Linked DNA regions of Homo sapiens: region 1 is linked to region 2. Evidence: chromatin loops called from intact Hi-C (ENCODE). Cell type or tissue: heart left ventricle. All regions are shown on one strand.

The links. A loop is a pair of places that touch in the nucleus more often than their neighbours do. Peaks named below come from ENCODE experiments on the same cell type or tissue, not always from the same donor. Only the 100,000 strongest peaks of a DNase experiment are listed, where the experiment ranks them.
Region 1: a loop joins it to region 2, with 2.5 times the contacts of the local background. A loop is called at or near these places in 3 of 110 quality-filtered maps.

The regions. Positions count from the first base shown.
Region 1 is chr3:8,535,663-8,543,662 of GRCh38, forward strand. It overlaps LMCD1 (LIM and cysteine rich domains 1), which reads left to right. Exons shown (of 6, transcript NM_014583.4): 3 at 1,523-1,778. Among named protein-coding and RNA genes, the nearest start is that of LINC00312, 32 kb to the right of the region's middle. RefSeq lists an enhancer at 1-918. In heart left ventricle, no CTCF peak of the experiment used is centred here; a DNase peak (open chromatin) is centred at 4,916; H3K27ac peaks cover 1,078 bases.
Region 2 is chr3:8,476,982-8,484,981 of GRCh38, forward strand. All of the region lies in intron 3 of LMCD1-AS1 (LMCD1 antisense RNA 1), which reads right to left. Among named protein-coding and RNA genes, the nearest start is that of LMCD1-AS1, 21 kb to the right of the region's middle. RefSeq lists an enhancer at 6,402-6,696. In heart left ventricle, a CTCF peak has its summit at 4,597 (motif pointing right); a DNase peak (open chromatin) is centred at 6,450; H3K27ac peaks cover 2,897 bases.

The sequences.
Region 1 (8,000 bases), 59 kb after region 2:
CTACTCCCAGATTTTAGGCAACTCTCTTCTGCCCTGAATGTATTCTACTTTATATAATTTCCATCTGATTTTCTCTCCCTGTCCCATCCCAACTGTAAGCTCCTTAAAGGTCACAACAAGGCCTTCTTCTCTTCATATTCAGTAAGGGGTTCCCAACCTCTCAGCACAATTGACATTTTGGGCCTCATAATTCTTTGTTGTTGGAGCTATTCTGTGGAATGTAGAATGTTTACAGCATCCCTGGCCTCTACCCACCAGACACCAATAGCACTCCTCTACCCCACTGGGACAATCGAAGATGTCTCCAGACATTGCTAATTCTGTCCTTTGGGACAGAATTGACCTTAGTTGAGAACCACTAATTTAGACCATCAGGGCTTGCCCCCACTAGCCCCACAATCAACGTTTGTGATATTCGATCAGACGTATTTACCTCCTGACTGTAGGAGGGAAAAGGAGGGTTCCCTCAGCCTTGCCGATCATTCAGCTGCAGTGACCTCCCTTGCTGGGCCTCCCTCATCCCTGCAGTTGGCCTTGACATTGCTCACTTTACTGTACAAGCTCTCAAGTTGCATGCAGAAGAGCATCTGAGACCCAGCACAGCCTGCCCATGGTGACAGGCCGGAAAGGGAGGGGAGCGATTTTCCTCTCACGCCGTGGAACTCTCTTGATTTCTAAACCTTAACAGCATGACACCAAGTAGCCACAGATTTTTGTTTTTAATTGTCAAAGAGAAGCATGAGGCTTTTTAGTAAATCTGAACCCTCCCCAGGATGTGTTTCCTTCTTCTGACAAAGCCTTCCCAATACACATCCATCTCCCCAGCCAGAGGGGTTTTCTGACCTCTCTCCCTGCTGGGTCCTGTTCACAAATTTCTTGAAGAAAATATTCACTGCATTCTAACGGCAGTATTTATGCTAAAGAGTTTAAAAGTTGCTGAAGCTCCGAGGCTATGATCTTGGAAAACAATTTTAATAATTCTTTAGAGCAGGAGTTTGCAAACTTTTTTTGTAAAGGGCCAGAAAGTACATATTTTAGGCTTTGTAAGCCAGATACTCTCTGTTGTAACTACTAACTCTGCTGTTGTTGCCCCAGATCAACCACAGACAATATGTTAATGAGTGGTCATGGCTGTGTTCCAATAAAACTTTATTTACAAGAGCAGATTGTGGGCCAAGTTTAGGCTATGGGCCACACAGACTCCAGCCCAGCTTTAGAGCATCTCTGATGAACAAATCAGCCTTTGCCGTGGCAACCACCAGGAGGGAAAACATACCACTCTTTTTACCAGCACAAGTTATATCCTACATTCCTCACTGATAGATTAATACAAACACTGTCATTTCCCAAATGCAGTTCCCAATTCCAAAGGCCTTTTTGTCTCAGGTTACCATTTGTCCGCTGCTAGTTTTTCCAACTTAAAGTTTTAGCTTGCTTTCAAAAGGGTAGATGCTGCTAGCAGGAGAATGTGCCTCTTTTTCCTGGAGGTTAATCTCACTGGTCCCCATCCACCCACCCCCAGGAAAATATGCAAGTCTTGCAAATGCAGCCAAGAGGACCACTGCCTAACATCTGACCTAGAAGACGATCGGAAAATTGGCCGCTTGCTGATGGACTCCAAGTATTCCACCCTCACTGCTCGGGTGAAAGGCGGGGACGGCATCCGGATTTACAAGAGGAACCGGATGATCATGACCAACCCTATTGCTACTGGGAAAGATCCCACTTTTGACACCATCACCTACGAGTGGGCTCCCCCTGGAGTCACCCAGAAACTGGTAAGAGAGCTTCCCCAACCAAGCAGTTGTTTTCCTATCCTCATAAATACTAGCCATGTCAAGTGTTTCTGAATTTCAAACATGGGGTGGCAAGAGCTCAAGGTCACAAAAATGACAGGAGTGGCTGTGGTTTTAGCCCTGCCCTTATATCATGTGATGTTGAGAAATGAAGACTATCTGGGCCTCGGTTTTCCTTATCCATGAAATGGGTAGAGGTGTTCATATGGACCCCAAGAGGCCTTGCAGCTCTAGTACAGGGGCATTTATTGTTCCATTTGGGCTCCTCACTTCTGAACAGGAGATAGTTTATCACTCAAAATTCTGAGTGCTTATCTCCATCTGCAAGATATTCATTTTCCCTTGAAGTAGCCTGGGATATGCCCTTTGCAAACCTGTAGGAGAGCAGAGAAACATTTCTCTCTTCTGCCTAAATGCTGAAACCTATTGGTCTTAGGAGGGAGAGCCAAACTGGTTTTATATAACCTTGAACAAAAGCAACCAGAGAAATCTCAAGTAAATGATCAGAGAAACCCTGAGGAGGGCAGAAAGGACACAGGTCCAGAGAGAGCAAGTGACTCACACAAGGTTACACCCTAGCTGCTCGCTGGAATCCCCGGGACCTGCAGAAGGTCTCCATACCCAGGTCTCATCCCAGACCATTGAGTCAGAAGCTCCAGACTACAAAATCCAAATCATCAGATGTGACCATTTAAATGACTCCCCGTGCAGCCACCTTCAAGATCCAATGCACCAGATCAGGGCTCCTACAATCTCAACATGGGTAGATATCACCTGGGGAGCTCATCAGAATGCATCCAGCAAGTTCAGGGCCATCCTGAGATACCGCACGCCTGACATACTCCCAGGTGATGTTGATGCTACTGGTCCCCAGAACCTTACATGTGGAGTAACAAGAGGCTGGATGATTTCTATATGTTAATACAATTTGTAGAAGGTTCAACAATTTTAAAAATGCAAGCATGGCATTTAATTGAATATCTGCTGGAAGAAAAGGAGTGCCTTTGGAGCCCTTCATGGCCCTATCCTTCAGGCTCCTCCATGGCTCCCATCACTGTGCTCTCACTCCCAACATCTCAACACCTTAAGACACTCTGACTTCCTCCTTCCAGTGCTAGAACACACCAAGCTCCTGCCCTCCTTGGGGCCTTCGCACGTCCTGCTCCTTTTCTGAAAGGTTCTTTCCTTGCTCTTCCCAAATAGTCCTTCTCCAGATATTCAGTTTACAATAGATGTCACCTGCCATCCTATCACATTTTTTATTTCTTTTCGTTTCTTTAACAACTTTTATTGCAAACAGATTATCTTTTTTCTGTGCCTAGATATGAGGGCAGACACCCTGCCTGTCCTGTAAACCGTAACATCCCTGCACCCAGGACGGTGCAGGGTGCAGGACAGGTGTGACGAGTGTTAGTGCAATGTCACCTTTTAGGCCAGAGATGCTCTAAGTGTGGGCTGTGGACTGGAGCTCTTCCGCACAGTCTTTGTGACCTGGACCCAATGAAAAAAGTTGAGAAATTGAGAATATATGTTGGGAAAATGTTACAGCAATTTGACATGCAACTGTGTGATGGGATGAGAACTCATATCAGAACAGAATTCCACTGTGGTAAGACTCACACTGAAATCTCATGGGGTATGCGCTACATTCTAATCACATGAGAGAGACCACAAATCACTCTGCAATAAGTAAAAAACAAACAAACCTTGATCCTTCGCCATAGAGAGTTTCAGAGGCACAGTTCTAAGCTGTTGCCTTAGGGGGGAAAATCCCTTCCAGATAAAATGAAAAGAGACTAAGATTTTTTTCTTAATCTGTACTTTTTGATAAAGAAGAGCACATTTTAAAAGAACACTTCAGCATCCATGGACTCGATCACCCTGTAAGGCCGAGTTGTTTTACATGTAAGGAAACACAGAATGGTTAATTGGCTTTCAAAAGTTTTTAGTACTAGACAGGGGCTTGTCCCGGGCCACAGAGTGTGGCCACAGAACAACAGCAGAGCCAGGACATGCCCGGTAGTTCAGAGCTCAGGTCTCCCTCCAGCCCCAGGTCTGGGTAAGCTATCAAGCACGTCTCCAGGATGTCAGTGGAAACTAAAGCAAGCAGCTCATGAAAGAGCTGGCTGCGGGCTTCAGGGACCGGCTGGTGAAAACCCCAAACACATTGACCCCAGACTAATCAGGGGAAGCCATCGTCAGGCAGTGATTAATGCTGGCTCATAAAACCACATGGCTGTAAAGAACCCCTCTGTCTGCTCTTCATCTGGGCGTCCAGGGCAAGTCCCATTTCTGAGATTGGACAACTCCCCCTTCCCACTCACCTTCCCAACATTTTTATTATTATTATTATTATTATTATTATTATTATTATTATTATTGTACTTTAAGTTCTAGGGTACATGTGCACAACGTGCAGGTTTGTTACATATGTATACATGTGCCATGTTGGCGTGCTGCACCCATTAACTCATCATTTACATTAGGTATTCTCCTAATGCTATCCCTCCCCCAGGCCCCCACCCCACCACAGGCCCCAGTGTGTGATGTTCCCCATCCTGTGTCCAAGTGTTCTTATTGTTCAATGCAGCCATAAAAAAGGATGAGTTCATATCCTTTGTAGGGACATGGATGAAGCTGGAAACCATCATTCTGAGCAAATTATCGCAAGGACAGAAAACCAAACACCGCATGTTCTCACTCATAGCTGGGAATTGACCAACTTTTTTTTAATTACCGAATGATCAAGACTGATTATATTTTGGGAATGGGACCGAATTTTGCTATCTCTCATCCTTTGCAACCAGAATGAAAGTCTGAGCAATTCTTAAGCCTTCAAATGCTGATAACAATAAGCCTAATTGTGGATATTTGTTAAGTATTTACTGTATACTAGCCACCATACTAGGAGCTATCCATGCACAATCTCATCTAATTATCCAGCACTGTTAGAAGTATACTATCATTACCCTCAGCTACAAAGAAGGAAACTGAGGCTCAGAGAGATGATGCAACGATGCAGCTAGCCCAATGTCCCACAGCCGATGTAAGTGACAGAGCCAGGTCTTGAACTCAGGCCACCCTGACTCCAAAGTTTGGGCTCTTCCCTACCAATCCAGGCCAGGCCAGGCGAACTGGCAGGTGGGAGGGGAGGCAGGAAGGAGCAGATACCCTGGGTTAGCATTTTCAGGGAAGGCTATCATGAACAGGAAGCAGCTTGAGTGTGGCTTTGAAAGCTGCCAGGATTTGGGGGAAGGAAAGAGGGAGAAGACAAAGGAGACCAGCATCCACTGAGCATTTGTATGTGTATCTCATGAACACCTCACCGCGCCCTATGTGCTGAGTATGTTACAGGCTCATTTTACAGAGGAGCAGACAGAGGCCCGTGAGGAGCCAATGCAGGGGTGGCACTTACTCATACCTCGCCCTCTGCTTCCAGACCCATGGCAGGCATTACTTATCAGTCAGAGTACTGTTTCCCATTGACTTCTTATCGGCCCTCAGGATCCTTCTTCACATAGCACTCTCGGTCACCACTATGGACTGGGGTTGACTTGTCAGATGAAGCCCATTTACTGTTCTTGGCTGCCAGCAGAAGAATCAGGAAGAGAAGAATCAGAACAGGGTCTCCGGATTCCAGAGCCCATGTGTGTTTCACTGCCTAATCCAGGGTACAGGAGTGCCTTCCCTTCCACTTTGCTTTGCATTTTTAGTTTCTTTCCTGATACAGGCAGATTCCTGGAACCTCTCCACCCAAGATGTCCCGACCAGGTTGCAGAGCACCAAGTAACTCAGAAAGGTCCTCAGGGGGCCAGGTGCAGTGGCTCGCACCTGTAATCCTAGCACTTTGGGAAGCCGAGGCAGGTGGATCACCTGAGGTCAGGAGTTTGAGACCAGCCTGACCAACATGGTGAAACCCCTCTCTACTAAAAATACAAAAATTAGCCGGGTGTGGTAGCAGGCGCCTGTAATCCCAGCTACTTGGGAGGCTGAGGCTGGATAATCGCTTGAACCCGGGAGGCAGAGGTTGCAGTGAGCCGAGATTGTGCCACTGCACTCCAGCCTGGGCAACAAGAGCAAAACTCCATCTCAGAAAAAAGAAAAATCAAGAAAGGTCCTTAGGAAAAACATAAAACCTAAACCAACCTTTCCAACTGGTCTGAGAAAATGCTTCCTGCTAAAGGTTATGGGAACAAGATTTAGCTCCTATGACGTAGTCAGGTATGAGACGTAGATAACATGACGTAGTCGGGTATCAGAGAGATACCTGGGAGATTCTGTTTCAGAGTCAGAGCAGTGCCAGGTCGTTGACTCCGGCCCAAACCTCTGTCCCTGTCATCCCCTTCCCAAGTCCGTGCCAGTCAATAGTGGTTGCTTGGAGGGCTGTGTTAAGAGGGATTCTGAGGGCTTGATTAGCAACGTTTGTGAATAGGGAGCAGTGGTGGAAGTCTCAGACCAGCCAGGCAAGGCCAGGATCACAAAGTACACACCAGTGGCAGCTGGATGCAGTGGCATTGACCATGCAAAGACAGAGAGGCTGGAGCTTTTTTTTTTTTTTTTTTTTTTTTGTGACTGCTTCTTCCTCTGTCGCAGTGGCAGGATCTGATCTCACTACAACCTCCGCCTCCTGGGTTCAAGCGATTCTCATGTCTCAGCTTCCCAATTAGCTGGGGCTATAGGCACACACCACCATGCCCAGCTAATTTTTTTGTTGTTGTTTTTAAGTAGAGATGGGGTTTTACCATGTTGGCCAGGCTGGTCTCAAACTCCTGACCTCAAGCCATCTGCCCGCCTTGGCCTCCCAAAGTGCTTGGATTACAGGCATGAACCACCATGCCCAGCCCCAGCTGGAGCTTTGAGCTGCAAAAGGATCACTGGGTCCTTGGGAAGGGAAACTCCCTTTCTCCAAGGCTCCAGCCAGGAAGCACATTAGCCCTGCAGCCACAGACACCCAATGCCAGTGCAGAGCCGTGAAAGGACACCGTGAACGCAGGGGTCAACTAACATCTGGCTGGCGAAGCCGCTGCCCCAGGATCCCTAGCACACCATTTATTGTAAAGCTCAGAAGAAAAGGGTGCAGGCCCTGGAAAGCCAGAGAAACAGACACATCCAGGGAATGGGGGATCCTGTTACCACTTGATGCTTACCCAGCCCGCTCACTCTGAAATGATGACAAAAGGAAATGCCTCCAGAGATTGGGGAATATTTTTCCTCTTGGAAAATCATCCGTCTTCTAGAGAGGCAGCAGAGAAGGGCTTGAGACCCATGCTGCTGGGTTCATAGCTGTCTCTATCACATACTAGCTGTGTGACCTTGGGGAGGTTACTTAACTTCTCTGTGCCTCTGTTTTCCAAAAGGTAACATTAGTACCTTCCTCCTAGGGTTGTTGTGAGAATTAAATGGGTTAACGTGTGTGAAGCACTTGGAAGAGTGCCTGGATCATAGCAAGCCCTCCCTAAGAGTTGGCTGTTCCTATCATCTCTTCAACTGCTGAACATGGAGAAGTCAGCAGTCTTCCCAGGAAGGGCAATTACTCTCCCATGAGCCGAATCAGCCTGGATGGGGCTGCTTCGGAACTTGGTGTTAGTAAGATGCTAGTCAGGCCTGATCCCCACTCTGGCAGAGTGAGCCAAGCTCTTCTTTCCACTTCTCCGAAATCCTTCTTTAGATTCTGGAAGCAGGGGCAGGCCCTGGGCAAGAAATAGGAAGGGGACGGTGTGAGCAAAGTTGCCACCCAAGGCTACACCCTAACGCATCTCTGCAGGGCTCTGTGCCTGCCCTCGCCTGTTGGCCGTCCGGCTGCCACTTCTCACTGTCTCTGATGGTCACATCCTCTTTCCCCACTCACTGCCCCGAGAGAAGCCCCAACCCTGGGGTATCCTGTGTCAGAGCCACCCAGGAGAAACTGTTTTAAACTGCTGATAGATAGATAGATAGATGATAGATAGATAGATAGATAGATAGATAGATAGATAGATAGATAGACAGACAGACAGAGAGATAGACAGACAGACAGATAGACAGACAGACAGACAGATAGATAGATAGATTTTGAGACATGCTGCCCAGGCTAGACTGCAGTGGTGTGATCACAGCTCACTATAACCTTAAGCTCCTGAGCTCAAGCGATCCTCCCACCTCAGCCACTGAAGTAGCCAGGTCTACAGGCATGTGCCACCACACCTGGCTGATTTTTCAGTATTT
Region 2 (8,000 bases):
TGCCACCAGACAGGACAGATAATGAGGCAAGCAGTTCGTTATGACCCAGTCTGAACAATGTAGCCAGTGCCTACTTCCCGGGATCACCCTGGAATTGAAGGACAGAGTATATGAAAGTATGTCCCCACCTCCAAATTCAGACTGTGCTGTGGGCTTTATGTGCATCATTTCTAACCTGTCCTCAGCCCTGCAAAGTGGATTGTCCTGGTGATTGATTGTTGTATAACAAAACCCTAAAATAAAAATATTGGCTTAAAAATTCCCATCGTTTATTTTGCATATGAATCTGGAGGTTGACTGGGCTCAGCTGGGCAGTTTCTGCTCAGGGCCCTCATGTGGGTGCAGTTGGATGGTGACTGAGATAGGGTCATCTCAATGGTGTATTCACTCATGTGTCTAGATGTTGTGCTGGGAAGTCTCCACAACTGGGGCTGGAAGAGCGGGAGCTTCTTGTCCATCTTTCATCCTCTGTGTTTTCTTTTTACATGGGGTCTCCACCTGAGAGCCTCAGAGTCCTGGGTTTCTTACACCATGGCTAAAGGCCCCAGAGTGCAAAGTTGCATGGCCTTTTCTAACTTGGCCTTGGGTGCCATGCAGCATCACTTCATCCCATTCTGTTCTTTGAAGCAGCCACAAAGGCCCCCCACAAAGGGAGGAGACACTGATGTCACTTCTTAATAGGAGGAAAGAATTTGCAGACATATTTTAAAAGTACTACCTGGATATTAGCCCCCATTTTAATAATGGGAAAACTGAAGCTCAGAGAGGTTAAGGAACTTGGTCAAGGTCCCCAGAGCCAGTAAAAGGCATTAAACTCAAGTCTATCTGACATCTACGAGCACCACCTGCCCAGTGTGCCTGAAGCATTGTAGGTGCTCAATAAATGTTTGTTGAATGAACAAAAAAATGAGAGCCGTCATGATGAGCATTCTTTTTTTTTTTTTTTTTTTTTTTTTGAGACGGAGTCTCGCTCTGTCGCCCAGGCCGGACTGCGGACTGCAGTGGCGCAATCTCGGCTCACTGCAAGCTCCGCTTCCCGGGTTCACGCCATTCTCCTGCCTCAGCCTCCCGAGTAGCTGGGACTACAGGCGCCCGCCACCGCGCCCGGCTAATTTTTTGTATTTTTAGTAGAGACGGGGTTTCACCTTGTTAGCCAGGATGGTCTCGATCTCCTGACCTCATGATCCACCCGCCTCGGCCTCCCAAAGTGCTGGGATTACAGGCGTGAGCCACCGCGCCCGGCCATGATGAGCATTCTTAATTTTCCCTTCTGCCATGCTTAATCAATGGCTCCCTGGAAACCACTGCATTCAGGAAATGATAGCCAAGTATCATGGCAATTGACAATCAAGGAAGAATTTTAAAGAAGCTATTAGGTTGGTGCAAAAGTAATTGTGGTTTTTGCCATTACTAAAACGCAATTACTTTTGCACCAACCTAATAGGACTGTCTTTGTTCACCCCAGGCCTCCCAAACCCCAAATCAAGTAAGATACTTGGAGCTGCCAGTCAAGACCCAATTATCCAAGACTGTGGAGACCATGCTGTGGACTGGCCAGATGGATTGGAGGCTGGTGGGGACCATTCCCTCCCCCAGCACACTAGCCACTTTGAAACCTAATGACAAGAAGAGTTAAAAAGTTGGGGACAGGTGCTCTGAGATTTACTGGGAGAAAATACAGCACAGATGTACAGATGAAGAAACTAAGCCCAAAGACGTAGGGACCATTTCAATGCTCTCCAGCCCATTGGTGCTATGGCAGGGAAAAGCATCAGCCCTCGCATTGCGGGTCCATAGACGTCTCAGTAGGAAGATAGCATGGACCAGGTATTTAGGATATACACCAAATCAGACAGGCCTGGGAGGAATGCTGGCCCTCCATGTATGGCTACATGATCATGACCAAGTCATTTAACTCTAGGACATTCAGTTTCCCCACTGAGAAAATATAGCTATTAATTCTCTTTTTGGATTAGTAACAAGAACATATGAATAACTCCTATAAAAAAGTCACTAAGTGTATTAGTCTGTTCTCATGCTGCTAATAAAGACATACTCAAGACTGGGTAATTTATAAAGGAAAGAGGTTTAATGGACTCACATTCCACATGGCTGGGGAGGCCTAACTATCATGGCAGGAGGCAAAGGAAGAGCAAAGGTGCGTCTTACATGGTGGCAGGCAAGAGGTCATGTGCAGGGGAACTTCCTTTATAAAACCATCAGATCTCATGAGACTTATTCATTATCATGAGAACAGCACAGAAAAACCTGCCCCCGTGATTCAATTACCTTCCACTAGGTCCCTTGCATGACACATGGGGATTATAGGAGCTAGAATTCAAGATGAGATTTGGGCAGGGACATAGCCAAACCATATCACTAAGTAAAGCACAACTAAAGTAATAGGAAAATGTGGGCAAAAGAAAGGAACAGATAATTCACAAAAGAGGAAACATAGAGCCAAATATATATATATGAGTTGTTCAAAATCTTTAATGATCAAGGAAATGCAAATCAATACCACAATTTTTTTAATGTTCATTAGTTTGGAAAAAAATTTAAAACTGACAATTCCAAACATTGGACTGACTATAATCTATATATTTCCATAAGCATGTAAATTGGTGCAACCACTTTGGAAAATCAAGATACACAAGAATGTTCAAGGCCACACTGTTAACAAGAGCAACAGTCTGGTGATAACACAAAAGCCCATTCGAGGAAGAATGAATGAATAAACTGTGGGATATTCCCACAGTAGAATATTTAAGAGCATATGGCAGATACTTAGAACATAGTAAGAGTCGAAATGGATAAACTACAGAGAAATGCAACAACACAGATGGGTCTCAGCAATGTATTAAGTAAAGACAACAAGTCCCTAAAATTACCTAAAGTGTGATCACCTTTTATATAAATTTTAAAACAACTAGAATGGAATAGACACATGTATTTATGAGTATGTATAGGTGAAATAAAGTTATATAAAAAGGAAAGGTGGGGGTGACGGACATGAGACTCAGGACAATAGTATGATGGGGGGGCAGGGATGAGATGAGGGAAGAGCCCTACACTTTACAGGTAAGTTATTGTCAAAGTCTGAGATTTTGTTTTAAATTTGAGGTCATGAGTATTCATTACATGATTCAAATATGAAATTTTTAGTATGTGTATAAACCAAGAATCCTTAATTAATTAATCCTTAATTTAATTTTGTGAAGCAGAGGACCAGTGACGACAATTCCTTCTTGGTCAGGATGCTGTGCGGATGCAGAATGAACAGCCCAGCTCTTACAGAACTCCACAGCACACAGCAGGCCCACAGTAATAGGGCGGTGGTTGTTATGTGTATATGTGGCTCAAAAACAGCTTGAAGTAGGCTAAAGAAAATAAAATCATTTCACTCCAACCCCCTCTGCCTTGTGGCTTCACTGATTTTAAGAATAAATACAACCTTTCCATTCTTGAGGGGCCCATGCTTTTAAAAATTGCCTAGCTCTTGTCTGATAGATAAGACCTACTCACTTCCAAATCTCAGCAGATTTGTTTTGAACAGCGAGCTCTTTAAGGTACTGGGATGTCTCGCACTATCCTTTGCTTCATAAGGAGCTCTCACAGTTTGATCTCTGGCCCTGTCCTTTTGAACCATTTCACTTGGTCTGGACCTCAGGTTAAAAGAAAAACTGGCTTTCCACAGAGAGTGAGGGTACCTTGTTGACACGGCTCTTCTACCTGGCCATAAGTTAGAGTTTTTTTTTTTCTTTTTCTTTCCTCCTGTGCAACACAAGGAACAGAGAAGTCATTTAAGCCATATGAATTCTTGCAGGTTCAAAAAGCAAGTTGCCAGCCTTAAAAACATGTCTCTGTTTCCTTTGGCTAATCTGCAAATCCAGTAATATTTTCAGATAAGAAGGTAAACAGAGGATGGAGGAGATTAAGGAGGCCTATCTTGGGCTAGTATCTTTATAGAGCGACCAGGAGAAACAATGTTACTGAAGCCTTTCCTTTTCAGGGAAAAGAATAGTAGCCAAGCCCATAATAGCCTCAAAACCTGGGAGGGTGATTGTATTAGTCTGTTCTCACATTGCTTTGAAGAAATACCCGAGACTGGGTAATTTATAAAGAAAAGAGGTTTAATTGTCTCACAGTTCCGCATGGCTAGGAGGCCTCAGGAAACTTACAATCAGGCAGAAGGCACATCTTTGCAAGGTGGCAGGAGAGAGAATGAGAGCCAAGCAAAGGGGAAGGCTCTTTATAAAACCATCAGATCTCTGAGAATTCACTCACTATCACATGAACAGCATAGGAATAACCACCGTGCCATGATCCAATTACCTCCCACCAGGTCCCTCCCATGACACGTGGAGATTATGGGAACTACAATTCAAGATGAGATTTGGGTGGGAACACAGTCAAACCATATCAGTGATAGAGGGAGGTACTTCTCTCTGCACCTTCAAGACAAACAGGAACGCAGTGAATAGGGTGCCAGACATACTTGCACCAGATCTCAACCTCAAGGCTTAGAGACACGGAACAGTGTCAAAAAAGAAATTGGTAGTCTACAGTCAGAGCTCTAGGATGAAATGAGCTGCCTGGAGAGGGAGCAAGTTCCTCATTTAAAAAAAAATCCATTATCTTTCAGTAAGTCCTTATTTGCAAGGATGCTGAGAAACAGTCTCAAGATGTTAGAACCAGATCAAAGGTTTTAACCTAGGGCTTGAATTTGGGGAGGTAAGGGGGATGAATTATCAGAAACTGAAGGTGAAAGTTTGCATAGATTGAATGAGGATTCACATCTTCTATAATATTCTCAAAGAAGTGTGTGTTCCTAAGAAAGACAGTGAATCAATAGTATAAACAATCCTTAAGGTTGCTTCGCCCACCAAATCCCAAGACCTGGAATCATTTATGTCTTTGAATTCAGGCTGAGGTAAGTAGATATTTTGTAGGCTTAATTTAAATATGTACCTAACTAGAAAGTAGGCTCCACGAAGACAAGGATTTTTATGTTCCCTTCATTGCTCCATCACCAGGCTCTAGAACAGTGATTGACACATACTAGGTACTTGGAAAATATTTGTTGTTGAGTGGATGAATTGACCCTAGCTGAAGCCTGCATTTCTCTTGCTTAGTGTGACCCACAGACAAATTATACCCCATATGGCTGGCAGTGGAGGTGGCTGGACCTTAGCAAACACTCATCTTTGGACTTTATCTGCACCAAGTCAAGGAGTATCCCACATAATGCTACTGACAACGACATCTGCAATCGATTGTCAGTGCCTGATTATTTCATCTAATGGAGCAACTCTGAAATGTCACCCTACCCCCTACAGCAAAACAACCCTTCCCAGTCTAGAAAGGAAGGTGTTAACTGTGGCCCTGGACACCGGATTTATAAAAGGCATCCGCTGTTCCTGACTTCCAACCCTCCCATGTTGTTGATATTGAAACCTAATTGTGTTGATGTTGGTCTCCAAGGTAAACAAAGCTTTACAGGGGAAATGTTTGGACTTAGAGATTCCTGTTTGCTCCAAGTATGGATTAATGGCCAGAATAATGAACATTTTCATTCATTTCCTTTTAAAGTGCTCCTGCTAATGTAGCTAAGTGGACAGCTCAAAACAGTTCCTATTGGCCAATTATCAAAAACAGTTTCTGGAATATGACCAATGCTTCCCACACTTGTGGAATTTTCACTTAGAGAAAATCCCAAGACTTGTACCTTTATGAAGGCCCCAAGATCCTGAGGGTAGAGCAAGAAAAAAGGGGAAGTACAAGAAGGGAAAAGAGAGAGGAAAGAGAGGGATGGACATCAATTGCTGACGTGAGTGCTTATTACATGCCTGGTACAAAGTTAAGTTTTTCAAATATACGACCTCATTAAATCCTTTCGACTGCCCTAAATGAAATGTTTTCTTTTCCCTATTTTGCAGATAAGAAAACTAAGGCCCAGAGACAGTTCAAGGTCACACAGTTGAAGTATGACCATGCTGGGATTTGATGCGAAAGCCTGTGCTCTTATCCACTAGGTTGCACTGCCTCTCAAATCTTGTTCCTCTCTCTCCTTACCATATGTAGTTTTCCCCATAGTGTGAGGATGGTTTCTGAATTCAATTGTGAGTCCTCTGGCCTGGAGAGAAGACATAATGCATATATGAAACAAGTAACTAATGGTGGTAGCAGATGGTAAAGGCTGGAGATGGAAGTAGAGGTTGGTGGGTAGACCAATGAACTTGGACCTTCTCTGGAGGGCAATGGGGGCCCAGGCAGGGTTGGAAGTAGGGGAGGAGCATGGCCAGGACTGTGTGTTAGAAACAGCATGCTGATGGTGGTGTGCAGCCCACATGGGGTCCTGAACAAGACAGACACCACTGGGCTGAGGAAGTCGTCTAGCCCATGAGTGGCACTTGTGGAAGGACTGAGCCTGGCAAACCTCAGCCTCGTAACCCAGTCTGGGAAGCCAGCCTCTGTTGGGTTTGGCAAGGAGACATGTATGAGCTCAGCAGGAGGGAATGCAGAGTGTCACTGGTTTAGAGAGGAAAACGATCTGCTGAACCAAGACCACAGCTGGGCCATCCTACAAAAGGGCTTGGCAATGTGTCCAGAGCTGCCTTTGTTTTCAAACACATGTAGTATCACATCCACACTGGAGGAAGCCTCAACCTTGGCACTCAGGGGCTTACAGCTCTGAAAACAATTCCTAGGAATCTTGCTCCTCCAGGTGTGGTCCAGAGACCAACAGCATGAGCATCACCTGGGAGCTCATCAGAAATGCAGAATCTCAGGCTCCACCCAGAACCTGCATTTTAAAAAGTTTCCCAGGTAATTATTTTAAAATTGAGAATCACTGTCCCAACATAGTGAATCAGAATCTCTGGAGCTACATTTCTCAAATCTGCATAATTTCTAAGTTCACCAGATGAATTAGACACATACTAAAGTTTGGTCACCAGGCCAGGAAACCTTCGAAATGTCCTAAGAATGTCAACATTGCAGCATCTAAACTACGTTCTTCATAGGCCTCCCATACCCAGGAGTGTCACAAAAATTCCCTGTGAGCAGGCATGGGCAATATTATGATTTGACCTGCAATGTATCAACTTCTAAAAAAGGCATTGTAACAGCTTATACACAGAACAGGTGGTCAGCTAAGGAGCATAATAGAATGTGTTCTAATGAAACTCCACAACCTGCCACCCACTGAGCATGTCTCTCCATATCTGGAGGAGTTCAGAGCCTAAAACCCCACCACTGGCTTAAACTGTGCTTCTTTTTAAAAATTACAAGCTTTTTTTTTCTTGAATAAACACACACACACACACACACACACACACACACACACACACTTACACTCAGATTAAGTTTTTGATGACTTTTCAGAGCCCGCTTTTCCTAGTGGCAATTTATTAGCAAGTATTTTCAGTCTACCTCCAAAGAATATCTTGGATGTTCCAGCTCTCCACACATCCACTGCCACATCTTGTCTCATCTGCATGCCTGCAAGAACCTCCCAGCTGATCTCTCCACCTCTACTCCTGCCTTTTCTGGTCTCTACTCCACAAAGAGCTCCAAGTGCCCATTGGAAGACATAAATCAGACCATGTCATACCCCAGCCTGAGGCTAAGATCTGCCTGTATCAATGTCCTTCAGCTGCTTTAACAAATAATTACCACAAACAGTTGATGGCTTAAAACAACAGAAACAACTTATCTCCTGTTTCTGAAGGCTGGAAGTCCAAAATCCACATCACTGGGCTAAAATGAACACGTCAGCACAACTGTGCTCCTGGCTCTAGGGGAGAATCCATTCTTTGCTACTTCCAACTTCTAGAAGTTGCCAGCATTCCTTGGCTTGTGGTTGTATCACTCCAATCTCTGTCCCATGTTCACATTGCTTTGTCCTCTTCTGTCTGTGTTGACTCTCCCTCACCTCCCTTTTATAGGAACACCTGTGATTACATTCAGAGCCCACCTGGATAATCTTCCCATCTCAA